4 separate regions of the Homo sapiens genome follow, and regions 1, 3 and 4 are each linked to region 2. Evidence: chromatin contacts called from ENCODE Hi-C data. All regions are on one chromosome and are shown on one strand. Each heading gives the region's core, a stretch centred on a gene start or an enhancer-like site at or near the end of the contact. The rest is flanking DNA. Distances are from core to core; before and after follow the strand shown. Region 1 overlaps ERICH3 (glutamate rich 3). Region 2 holds the start of ACADM (acyl-CoA dehydrogenase medium chain). Region 3 overlaps AK5 (adenylate kinase 5). Region 4 overlaps AK5 (adenylate kinase 5).

Region 1 (2,700 bases), core at 178-2,677, 1.1 Mb before region 2:
CATATGAACAACTGCAAAAGCCATTATTTCCCTAGGTTTATGTAAAAAGACAACCCAAGAGCTTCAGTAAGGCACATAGAAAACCAGCTCCGGATAATGCTTTGAAACCATCTTTTAAATGAACTGCCTTGGTGTCCTATAGTTCATCAAAGGTTTCCTGTCTCCAAAAGGTCAACATTGTATACCTTACCCTTTCTAAATCTCAGAATATCTTTTCAGCTCCTCATTTCAGAAAGGTGAGCAGGTGTCTCTCAGTCCTAACAATCATGATTCCACAGTTCACAGATTCTTAAGATAAATCATTAGAGTGATATCATATATAGTCTTTTGTCTGTTTTTCAGGCTCAAGTTTTTTCTTAAAAAAATCAATAATTTTGGAATAGCTGGGAGTGCTAAAACCCGATTAAATGAAGTGGGGGTCAAAAAGTTGGGATCACATAAACCTCAACTTCCCTATTGACTGATAAATTATCCCCTTCCTTAATTCAGGCTCTGTAACTTCTTTAATATTTAGATCCTAATAACAATTGCTTAGCCAGCTTTGGTAGCACCTGATTTTAATTCTGCTCTCTCGGGCTTCTACTAACAAATGTGTGCACGATGCCTGTCCAGGCTTACAAATCGTCAAGCAGGTCCAGTTGGGTTGAAACCTTTTTACACATCATCTTTTCCTATTTAGGAATAAATGTGGGTTCTTGCTTGGGATACCACTTGTAAGCAACTCCTTCCACAACTATCACCATATGACTAGCTTGGTAGGACAGCTGAATAATAACCGGCTCAGTTATTTCATTTTTAGACAATGCTGGAATTTTTTTAACTGAAACTTTACATTACTAAATTGTTTGATATCAAGAAATTGCTCTAAAGTAAATTATATACAGATTTGGTAAAATGGTCAATTCAAGCATTTCCACTGCATGCATATACATGTGACCATCTTTCTGACCATCAAGACTCCTTTCCAGGGAGATGGTCAAATGCTGCGTGGGCCAGTGTCAGCTACACTGTGGTCTGGCTGATCCTCTCTGTTCTGGTCCTTTTCACCTGTACTTGATATGCGCTTGTAGCCCATTTTCACATTTACCCAGTTACAAGAGCTCACTGACCAACACAAACTCAGGTTAGCAGAGCTTTTCTGAAATTCCACCCTTTTCCTCTGCGTTCAGTGCTACTTACTCCCTTCACTTTTCTTTTCTTTTTTTTTTTTCTTTCTTGCTCATGGCATAACCCTGGGCTGACTAAGGTCACCTTGCTCTGGGCTTGGTGATTGTGTTGCAGCTTGTATGTTACACTCTGCATCCAGTGTCAACACTAGACTTCCTGGTCGTGCTGCTTCAGGCCTGTGATCCTCCACTGCACCCTTTTCATCGATTCCGTTGGTCACAGCAAGCACCAGGGCATTGTGACCATATTACTCGCAGGCTATGTTGTCATGCCAAGACCCACAAGTCACTGGCCAGACCAGTCTAACACGTTTGTTTCTTTATGTGATGAACAAGACTATCTACCCATCCCCTGGTCACTAGGTGGGGGAAAAACCCACTTCCTGGCTCAATGCACTGGGGAAAACAGTCTCCGAGGAAACAGAGCAACCTTGTCTCCATGCTGGTTCCTGTTTCCCTCACTTCAGTGCACACACCACATCCTTCAGGGCCTGAAGTTTAGAGGAGCCAAAGCTGAGTCACCGGGGTGCTACCTTCCCAGCTGCGGCCTTTCAGCACTTAACCCTCTAACCCTGCCTCCCACCATGTAATATATAAATGTGGCTCTGTAGTAAAGTCAGTGATTCATAACAATCCCTTCTCCTGATCCCAAAGAGAGATAGTCTACCATATAAAAATCCCAGCTAAAAGGAAAGGCACTATAATAGTTTTTTTAAATCACAAAAGCTTATTGTTTAATGACTAATTTTAGGTTATTCTGTAAGGCATTAGGGACACAGAGATGGCACAGACACTGCACTCATGGAGCTCCCAATCTAGTGGGGAGATGCACACACTAGATACACACTGTGTGTGCACGTGTGTGTGTGTCTGTGTCTGGGTATGTATGTGAGAGAGAGAGAGAACGAGAGAGAGAGAGAGAGAGGAGAAAGAGAGAGAGAGGAGAAAGAGAGAGAGAGAGTTCTTCCCGTATCATAAGCTAATTAATTACCAAGTATCTCCATGTCAGGCACTGAATCCTGAGCTGGGGAAGGAGTGTAATATCCATATTCCATTTTGCAGATTACAAAGCACTCTCACATACATAGTCTCATCTAGTTGTTTTAGACCCATGTAATATGAACAATATCTAACTATTACAGCTCTTTTATCTTACTAAAGTGGAAAAGCTCCAAAACAAGATTATTGCTTAATGTGAGTCAGTTTTAGGAAAACCTAAGGCAATATTTCTTTATGGATCACATTGATAATGTTATTTCTTCTGGCCTGAAGCACCCTGTAACTCTACCCTCATCTCTCCCTGTACTACCCATCCCCACACTGTCTACATTACCTTTGGGGATGAAAAGAGATAGAGAAATGCCAACTCTAGCTTCAGTTCAATTCTGGCTCCACCATTACTGGCTCCATAACTGTGAACAAGTGACCCTCTGCCTCAATTTTTCTGCCTTTCAAAAACACTAGTATACGAACACAGTTCAGCCAATTCTTTGTCAATTTATTATAAGATTGCCTTTTCTCCCATTTCAAATAA
Region 2 (2,700 bases), core at 188-2,687:
AAGAGCTCCTTTGTCTCAGTGTTGATTTTTGCAACACTGAGCGCCCGTTCCCAACATCAGTAAGGCTTTTCTTTTTAATGAAAAGCAGCCCCAAATCCTTTTCTAAGAGCAGCCTGTGAAGTCGAGCTGCAGGCACAGACAAACAAGGGGGTAGCTTGCTTGGGTGAATGGTGGCAGGAACTACCGACTAGACATGTTTAAGATGAGGGCTCCATCTTCGCTTCTCTGCCAGCCACGTGTACAGTAAGAAGGGGTTACAATAGGCATATGGGTGATTTTGTGCTTTTCGTTCATCTTTTCTGTGTTTAAAATGTTCAGAATAAGAAATTGGAACAAAGGAGACATGAATAGACAATTCCTAATCATCTTTAAGAGTCCGCTTTGTGTTTTACTTACCACCACCACTTTGAAGGCTTTCTTGCCTATACCAGGACAAACTCAGCTCTTTATCCCTTTTCCGAATTTTCCTGGTACTTTCACTTTGAATATAGCGCTTAATTAACATTCTGCCTTGTACCTAGGACTAACACACTATAAATTCCCAGAAGACAAAGTAGGGGAATACAATAACAGGATATAGAATTTTAACAGCTAAATTAGATGAATTTATGGGTGACCTTTATTGGGCAAAAGAAAATGTTAAGTTAGTATAAGATTTAGTATAAGCTACCATCTCAAAACTCAGGGTCTCACTGGAAGAGAAAGTGACTCCAGGTAGAATTCCTCAGGGAGACATTCACTTCCATCATTCGCTGAACCAGGAGCTTTGGACAGCCTCGGATTGCACCCGCATATCCAAGGACACCACATCAGCGGACAAGTCATAAACAGCCTTGGGAATACGCGGAAAGGTCAAATTTACCTAAACAATTAAATTCTCTTTTAAATTTTAAGGAAACACAAGTATGCTTTCGCTTTAGGTAGGGCATTTGAGAGCAAAATGTACTAATACTTTGAATCCGCCAAGCAGACACGATCTGGGTTTGACCGTTCTCTCCGGGTAAAGGTGAAGGCTGACCACGGGGGCCGCTCTCCCTCCAGGCCCCAGCCACGCCCTCTAACCCAGGTTCCCGTCCTGCACCGCGCCGCAAGTCCCCCCACCGTTCAGCGCAACCGGGCCCTCCCAGCCCCGCCGCCGTCCCCCTCCCCCGCCCTGGCTCTCTTTCCGCGCTGCGGTCAGCCTCGGCGTCCCACAGAGAGGGCCAGAGGTGGAAACGCAGAAAACCAAACCAGGACTATCAGAGATTGCCCGGAGAGGGGATGCGACCCCTCCCCAGGTCGCAGCGACGGCGCACGCAAGGGTCACGGAGCATGCGTTGGCTACCCGGCGCCGGGGACCGCTGCCACCCCGCCTAGCGCAGCGCCCCGTCCTTCCGCAGCCCAACCGCCTCTTCCCGCCCCGCCCCATCCCGCCCACGGGCTCCAGTGGGCGGGACCAGAGGAGTCCCGCGTTCGGGGAGTATGTCAAGGCCGTGACCCGTGTATTATTGTCCGAGTGGCCGGAACGGGAGCCAACATGGCAGCGGGGTTCGGGCGATGCTGCAGGGTGAGAGGGAGCCCAGCGGTGCGGTGGGGCTGGAACATGGGTATTGTGGTGTCGGAGCAGGGGGCCCTGGGCCAAAAATAGGTGCGGCCGGGAGGAGTGGGAAGTCGGGCTGAGGAAGGAGCCAGCCTAGGGGCCCCCAACCTGCTTTCACGCCTCCTACCACCGGACGGAACGTAGCCTAGCGTTTCATTTTCCGTATCCTCCCGTCAGGCGACCCCGTTATAGCCGGCATCCTCTCTTTAGAATATCGTTTTTCTTTCTCTGGTAAACCCTCCAAATATTTACCGCGGGAATCCCACCTTTTTCCAAAGTGACCCCGTCTCTGTGTCAGAACCACGGGAAAAAGAAAAATGGAGCAGCTACTCCTTGAAATACTTAATGTTTAATAAGCTTTTCGTTGTAACGTTTCCACGTTGCTTACGGGAAAAAAAAAAGTAAAAAAAAAACCTGCAGAATTTTATGTGAACTTGTGTGTATATTCTAGTATTGGATCTTAATAGATTCTAAATAAGTTTGTCACTAGATGAATTTTGGTATCTTAAATATTCTTGATATGTTCACACCACTGCCATTTAGATGTCACTTAAAATTAAGTTAAAGTTATGTCTTGGACCAAAAAAGCTGCGGTTTTAGAATAATCCTAAAGAATTGCTGCCCATGTTTTGCTGGTGTTATGCAAGTTAATGTGCAGTGAAGGCAGAAATTGGGAGATTTCAGCTATTTTTAACTCCTACACCAGAAAAGCAGATTTCTCAACCTCCAAGGAAGGATCTAAAAAAAACCTGATATAGAAAACTTACACCCTTTTTCTCTTCTTTAACCCATAAAACTGACACTCTTATATTCCCAAGAAATGCACAAAAGTGTTCAATTCTAGTGGTGCTGTTTCGATATTTGGAATTTCATTGTTCTAGACAGAGAGCCCGAAGTAATAAAACCAATAGTTATATAGCATTAGGCTTTCAAAACATTATCGTACTTTAATCGTCCGAAAATACGCAGTGAGATTAGTCCCATTTTTTGGTTTTGAACGGAAGCTATAAGCAGTTTGTAAACCTGTCTACGGCCACAAATATGGTTGTGGAACCTAGATTCACATTCAGCAATTATAACTCCAGATCCCGTGCTGTTTCTGTTTTCTATTTGCAAACCAC
Region 3 (2,700 bases), core at 21-2,520, 1.7 Mb after region 2:
GACGAAAGTCAACAGGACTTCATGTTGGAATGGATATGGGAGCCAACAGGGGGTGAGCTGTTGAAGATGACTTCTGGGTTTTCAACTGGTACAGCTGGGTAGACAGTGGTGGCATTCACTGAGAAAAGACGAGTTCTGTAAAGATAGGGCATGAGTGTAATTTTAGACATGCTGAGTTCAAAGTGCCTTAACATATCCAAGTAGAAAATTTCAGTGAGCAATTAAATATATAGGTCTGGTGTTCAGAGGAAATATCTGAGCTGGAAATACAAATTTGTGAGCCTTTTTAATATAGATAGGACTTGAATTTGTGAGTGGAGATGAGATAGAGAAAGAAAACAAAATTGAGAGAAGAGGCTCTATAGCTGAACACCGAGGAAATTTAAAGTCTTAGTAGAGAAAGATGAAAGAGCAGAAAGACGTAGAAGAAGCCATTAGAGAGATATGAGGAAAATCAGTAGAATGTGGTGTTCCAAAAGCCAGAGAAAACAGTATTTCAGGAGGCAGGGAGTGCCAAATGTGGCTGAGAAGATAAGGAAGAGAGAGACTGGAAAATAATCATTGAATATAGAAACACGGAGGAAATTGAGAACTTTACAAAGCGCTATAAAGTGAAGACACTTAAGCATGTTTTAACTCACAGGAAAGGTCTACTTGTTTGTGAAAAGGAGAATATACAAGTATAAGAGAGAGGAAAGTCTATCTGAATGTGGTAGGACTGGGTTCTCCAGCCCTGGTGGAGAGACTGGCATGAGACCAAAAGAGTCTCGTGTGGGTTAAGACAGAAGGAACATTGATAGGATAGGAGGATGGGTTTGTATATTTAATGGTGGGAAGTCAAAGAGTTCCTGTAAGATGACTTCCAGAGGCAAAGCCATCTGTTGAGATTTCAGGGTTTCAAGAGAGTAGAAGCCTGAACTGTTGTGAAATCTAGCAGGCAATGTGCTAAGGAAACACAACAGGATTACCAAGCATTTCATTTGATATTAGTGAATTGAGAGCCCATTTGACATTAGTGACTAGAAATTTATTTTGACGAATCAATCATTTTCATTTTTTTCATTCCTTTAGCAAATGTTTATTGGGTGGCCTTAGGTGCCAGACACTCTTATAGGCGCTATACTGAGTGTTGTGGAATTCTAGCAGGACACAGAGAAGGTCAGTAATTTGGTTCACACAGTGATGGAATTTTAGCAAATATGTGGTTCAGAAAGGCAGAGAGCAAAGCATTGGCAGAGTATAAGTGGTAATGAGCTGAGGATTCTAAGCAGTTTAGGAAGGAAGTGGGTAGAGAACAATTAGGAGCCAACGCCCAAAAGCACTAGAAGCATATTTGACTTCTTTAAAAATATAACCCTATGTCACTCTTTTAAATCAAGAGTGCTATCTCTTGGTTTAAAAGAATATTTGATCCTAGCAAATTGTGTCATTCTAAATAACAGAGAGGGAAATTCTCTAACAGAAAATGATATTTATTCAGAAATGGGCATTGCAATAGGAATATGGGTGCCATTGTAAACTATGTGTGTATTCAGGGAGGTAAAGGAAGACAAAGGTCTTGTAAGAAAAAAATGAGGAGGATTACATAATAGTTTTGAGATAATTATCCTTGGCTACAAGGATAAGTAACAAAGGTGGTGTCAGTCCAAGTTTGGAAAGGCAATTGCTGGGCAGATGTCCTCAAAGAAGTGTTTTCTGTGTAAGGTTGTGATGGCCTTTGTGTGAAGTTGTAGTTTTTGCAGAATTTTTTGTGGTAGTTTTGTTATCAAGAACTTGTGCGTGAGAATCCTCCCTTTATGGCCTTCCCAAGCACTGTTTTTCAGCTGTTTTTGGTTTTGTTTTTTTCTTGTTGACACAAGTGACTCTATTTTGATTCTGATAACTTTCACATTTCCCCCCTTTTGATCAAGATCTTTTTCTGAAAGTATCACCATTCAATCATCCTGTAGTTAGATTTTCATTGTCCCTTGGTGCCAGGATGTGTCCCAGATTGTTGGTCTGGTCCCATATCAGAAGACGTGATTGGTGAGTAGGAATCTGTGTCAAAAGCGTTCTAGCCACATTTGAGCAACAAGGGAGGCTTGGAGGAAATGGCTCTCAGGCTAAGTCTACCTGGAATTTATTGCTATGTTCAGTTTTGTCTATTCCATAGTATTTTGGCCACAATCTCAAAGCACTGGGCCAGCATTATTCTGTTAGGAGTTGTACTTCTGCAGAAATTTAACAAGCAACAGGTACAAGTTTTAAAAACAAAAATATAAAATAAAATTAATAGTAATATGGTAAATCCAAGTTTGTATAATGGTTTTGAGCCATGAATCCAGTCTTAAAGACAAACAATTGAATAAAGCAAATGACCATTGAGAATTAGATGACATCTGTTGTTACTGTGTGACCCATTTAAAAAATTCTGTGGATATGGGCCTCAACTTCCCCAGAGGAATTTACCCAAGTATAACATGTAGTATTAGTGGAAGCGTAGACTTTTTTTTATTTAAACAATAGATACCTAAGAGGTCATGTTCTTTTAAGTTATGAGCAGAAGCTGCTGATTGTGAAATCTGAATTACATCATTATCTTGCCAAAGAAAAAGGTAAGCATAAGAAAGGAAAAATTAAGAGGGGCAAGAGTCTCATTTTGATGGAGTGTCTTGGGAAACGCTGCCTATAGCATGAAGCCATCAACTTCTCTTGGCTTGC
Region 4 (2,700 bases), core at 84-2,583, 1.7 Mb after region 2:
TTGCTGCTTTTCTTCCAGTCATTGCACATGTAAATTACCAGGTAGTCACAATGTAACATAGGGCCTATGTTACTATAATAGAAAAATATCTAACCTAACCCATACTTTGTACAATTAAAATTTACAATATCTCCAGGACCCCCTAACTCATACGATAGGTTTCTACCTCATTGCCTGGATAAAAGCATCCCCTCCAATCTGGTAGCCACTCCCATCCCAACCCACAGCTCCTGTGTGACCCTACCTCTTCTCTTCCTAAGTGCTCTTGCCTGGAATTTTGACTTTGGACTCTGATGTAGAGTAATCATACCTCCTAATGTAGGCAGTACTCATGGTTCTGTCCTGACCCCCCTCTCATTCTCTCCGTACTCTGACCCTGAGCCAACTCATTGTCACAGGTGGCTTCAACATCAATTCTATGTGGATGACTCTCCAATCTTAGTCTCAGTCCTGACCTTCTTTCTTCTGAGTAATGATCTCAAAGGGTAAAGACCAAAAGCTTGGGGCCACAAAGAAAAAAGGCTAAACACTTAACATTTTAAATCACTATTTGAAGCCACCTAAGAGTAGCTTCAAAGAAAGACAGAATTACAAGGGTAAGGTGGTAGTCTTTCTGGGCAGACCCACAGAACACAGATAACCGATGTAAACTCATCTGCCTAACTTTCTGATGAGATTTATAAAAAGTTGGCCTATTGCAAGAAAGATGAAATATTGAGAATCATTTAAGATTATGAAAACATGACTACTGCTGCTCTGAAAAATACTATGACTCTGTGCTTTTCAAGTTAATATTTTATTTAGAAGATGCTTTAGAAGTGACTACCTCTAACGACAAATATCTAACTGCTAGATATCCTCAGTTTGCTAATACAGTGGGATGGAGGGGCTGATTTAAGCCACCCCTTCTTTGGGACACCCAGCACTTCGTGGCTCCCTAGCGGTGTTTCTCCACTAGGGAGCCTTGTGCCCTGCAGTGATGCAACTGTGCTGGTTTCTGTACCAATAGGAAACCGCCTGAGGACACGTGCTGTGTCCTCATTCTCTTAAGGTCCCCTTGGTAAAGTGCATAGTGCCTGAGCCTTAACAGCAGTTTCCAGGTGTCTACTTTCTCCTCTCTGTACCTCAGAGCTCATAAACAGAAGACTCTGTGCTTGCAGCCTCAACTCCCGCTAACTCTTCCACTCCTGAGACCCCCTGAAAGCTGGCTTCTGCTTCAGCCTTAGAATAAGTTTGTTTTCTCTAAAACAGCCCTAGGTGAATAAAGTGCAGTAAACTAGAAGTAAATGGTGCCTCCCCTGCAGGAGGCAGATACTGTGTAGCTCCAGGAAACTGTCGCTGTTAAGGAACAATGGTGAAATCTCCTGGCTTATAAATGTTGATGACTCACCCAATAAATAAGTCATATCCATGGCCTCTGCTCTATGAATTGTCAGCCTCCAGGTTTGGTCCCGCCACTGTTTTTTTCTCTCTCAACTCTCTTTCTGCAGAATCTCAGCTGCCCCACAGCTCCCATATCGCCTCCTATGAATGGCATCCAATTCTCTTTCTCTCACCTTGACCTTTCTCCGGGGAGCCAGGCAGAAGTGTTCTTGCCCTCACACTCCACACTGATCATCAATCCACGGGGGCACCTTGGGAGTCCAAACCTTTGTCTTTATTCCCACTGCAGTCACCAAACGCTTTGTCATTCCTCATCCCTGGCCTCTCCTGTCTGTCATGAATGTCCTGCTGCCATGGAGATCTTCACAGAATGCAGCTCTAATCATCCTGCCTTTCTGAAAAAAAAACAAAACAAAACCTTCAATGACTCCTGCAGGCTGGCCACGAGTACCCTTAGCACAGAAGAAAGCCCCAAATCCTTTGCTTTCCTGCAGTGGTCCTGTTACTGCCATAACATCCCCTCCCCAACGTCACTGGCACCAGCTTCCCCCAGTTCTCTGAATACCTCAAGTTCCTTCCTGCCTTAGGCATTTTCCACCTGCTCTTCTCTCTGCTTAGAAAATGCCTCTCCTCATTTGCATCCCTCTCACTCTCCCAACCCCATAGAGCCCCATCCTGCACCTGGCCAGATTCTACTTTGCGCCTCAGAGTAAACGTGGTGATTTTCTCAAGGAGACTTTCTCAGACCCCACCCCAGACTAGATTAGGCCCTTGAATAGCACCCTGTGACCCACAGGTGTACCAGGACTTTTCTTAGAGACTACCATTGCTCTGATCGTCTGCTTCTTCAAGGCCTGTCTACAGTGTCTCCCCCTCAATGAAGCCCTCCACCCACACTTCTAGCAAAGCCATCTGGCTGCGTCACTCAACTGCTCTGGGCCTCCATCTCCTTATCTATAAAGAGGGGATAATAATAGCAGCTACCCCAGAGGATTGTTCTGAAAAATAAATGGTTTCTGTATGCAAAGTATGTGGTTGTCACATTGAAAAGGCTATCTATGGGTTCCTGTCTTTGCAGCAGATTTGAGGGCTCATGGGGAGAAACCACATCTTACACAATACAACTTTCTCCACTTTTCCTGGATCTACTTCTTCTCTCTTCTCCTTCTCTGCCCTCCTCCCTGCCCCAACCCTGTCCTGGAGTAACTGAAAAACTCCCCACTTCCCCTTCTCACCCAGAGCAACCCATCAACACCCAGATCCCTCAAAGAGTTCTAGTCCCAAATACCGTCAGAATATTTTTCCAAGTAAATACAG

The links. Hi-C counts contacts between places; a loop is a spot of excess contacts on that map. Pooled maps may share reads with other maps.
Region 1: a pooled map shows a loop between it and region 2 (10-fold over the local background). The contact joins the enhancer-like site here to the promoter of ACADM in region 2. A Hi-C loop is called at or near these places in 2 of 37 single-sample maps with no recorded cell type and 3 of 50 pooled maps.
Region 3: a loop to region 2 is called in a pooled map, with 5 times the contacts of the local background. The contact joins the enhancer-like site here to the promoter of ACADM in region 2. A Hi-C loop is called at or near these places in 4 of 50 pooled maps.
Region 4: a map with no recorded cell type shows a loop between it and region 2 (7-fold over the local background). The contact joins the enhancer-like site here to the promoter of ACADM in region 2. A Hi-C loop is called at or near these places in 4 of 37 single-sample maps with no recorded cell type and 2 of 50 pooled maps.

The regions. Positions count from the first base shown.
Region 1 is chr1:74,651,349-74,654,048 of GRCh38, forward strand. All of the region lies in intron 1 of ERICH3 (glutamate rich 3), which reads right to left. Among named protein-coding and RNA genes, the nearest start is that of ERICH3, 21 kb to the right of the region's middle. Within about 2 kb of position 1,428, at least 4 of the 41 ENCODE cell types and tissues checked have a DNase peak (open chromatin) inside an H3K27ac peak, as active enhancers do.
Region 2 is chr1:75,723,272-75,725,971 of GRCh38, forward strand. ACADM (acyl-CoA dehydrogenase medium chain) reads left to right here and starts at 1,438. Exons shown (of 12, transcript NM_000016.6): 1 at 1,438-1,546. The coding sequence starts at 1,517. It also overlaps a transcript of SLC44A5 not described here. RefSeq lists enhancers at 824-913, 1,564-1,653 and silencers at 1,284-1,333, 1,384-1,433.
Region 3 is chr1:77,430,266-77,432,965 of GRCh38, forward strand. All of the region lies in intron 8 of AK5 (adenylate kinase 5), which reads left to right. It overlaps LOC124904202 (a long non-coding RNA gene), which reads right to left. Exons shown (of 2, transcript XR_007066178.1): 2 at 2,468-2,700. Among named protein-coding and RNA genes, the nearest start is that of AK5, 150 kb to the left of the region's middle. Within about 2 kb of position 1,271, at least 3 of the 41 ENCODE cell types and tissues checked have a DNase peak (open chromatin) inside an H3K27ac peak, as active enhancers do.
Region 4 is chr1:77,411,263-77,413,962 of GRCh38, forward strand. The region is part of intron 7 of AK5 (adenylate kinase 5); the gene reads left to right. Among named protein-coding and RNA genes, the nearest start is that of AK5, 130 kb to the left of the region's middle. Within about 2 kb of position 1,334, at least 4 of the 41 ENCODE cell types and tissues checked have a DNase peak (open chromatin) inside an H3K27ac peak, as active enhancers do.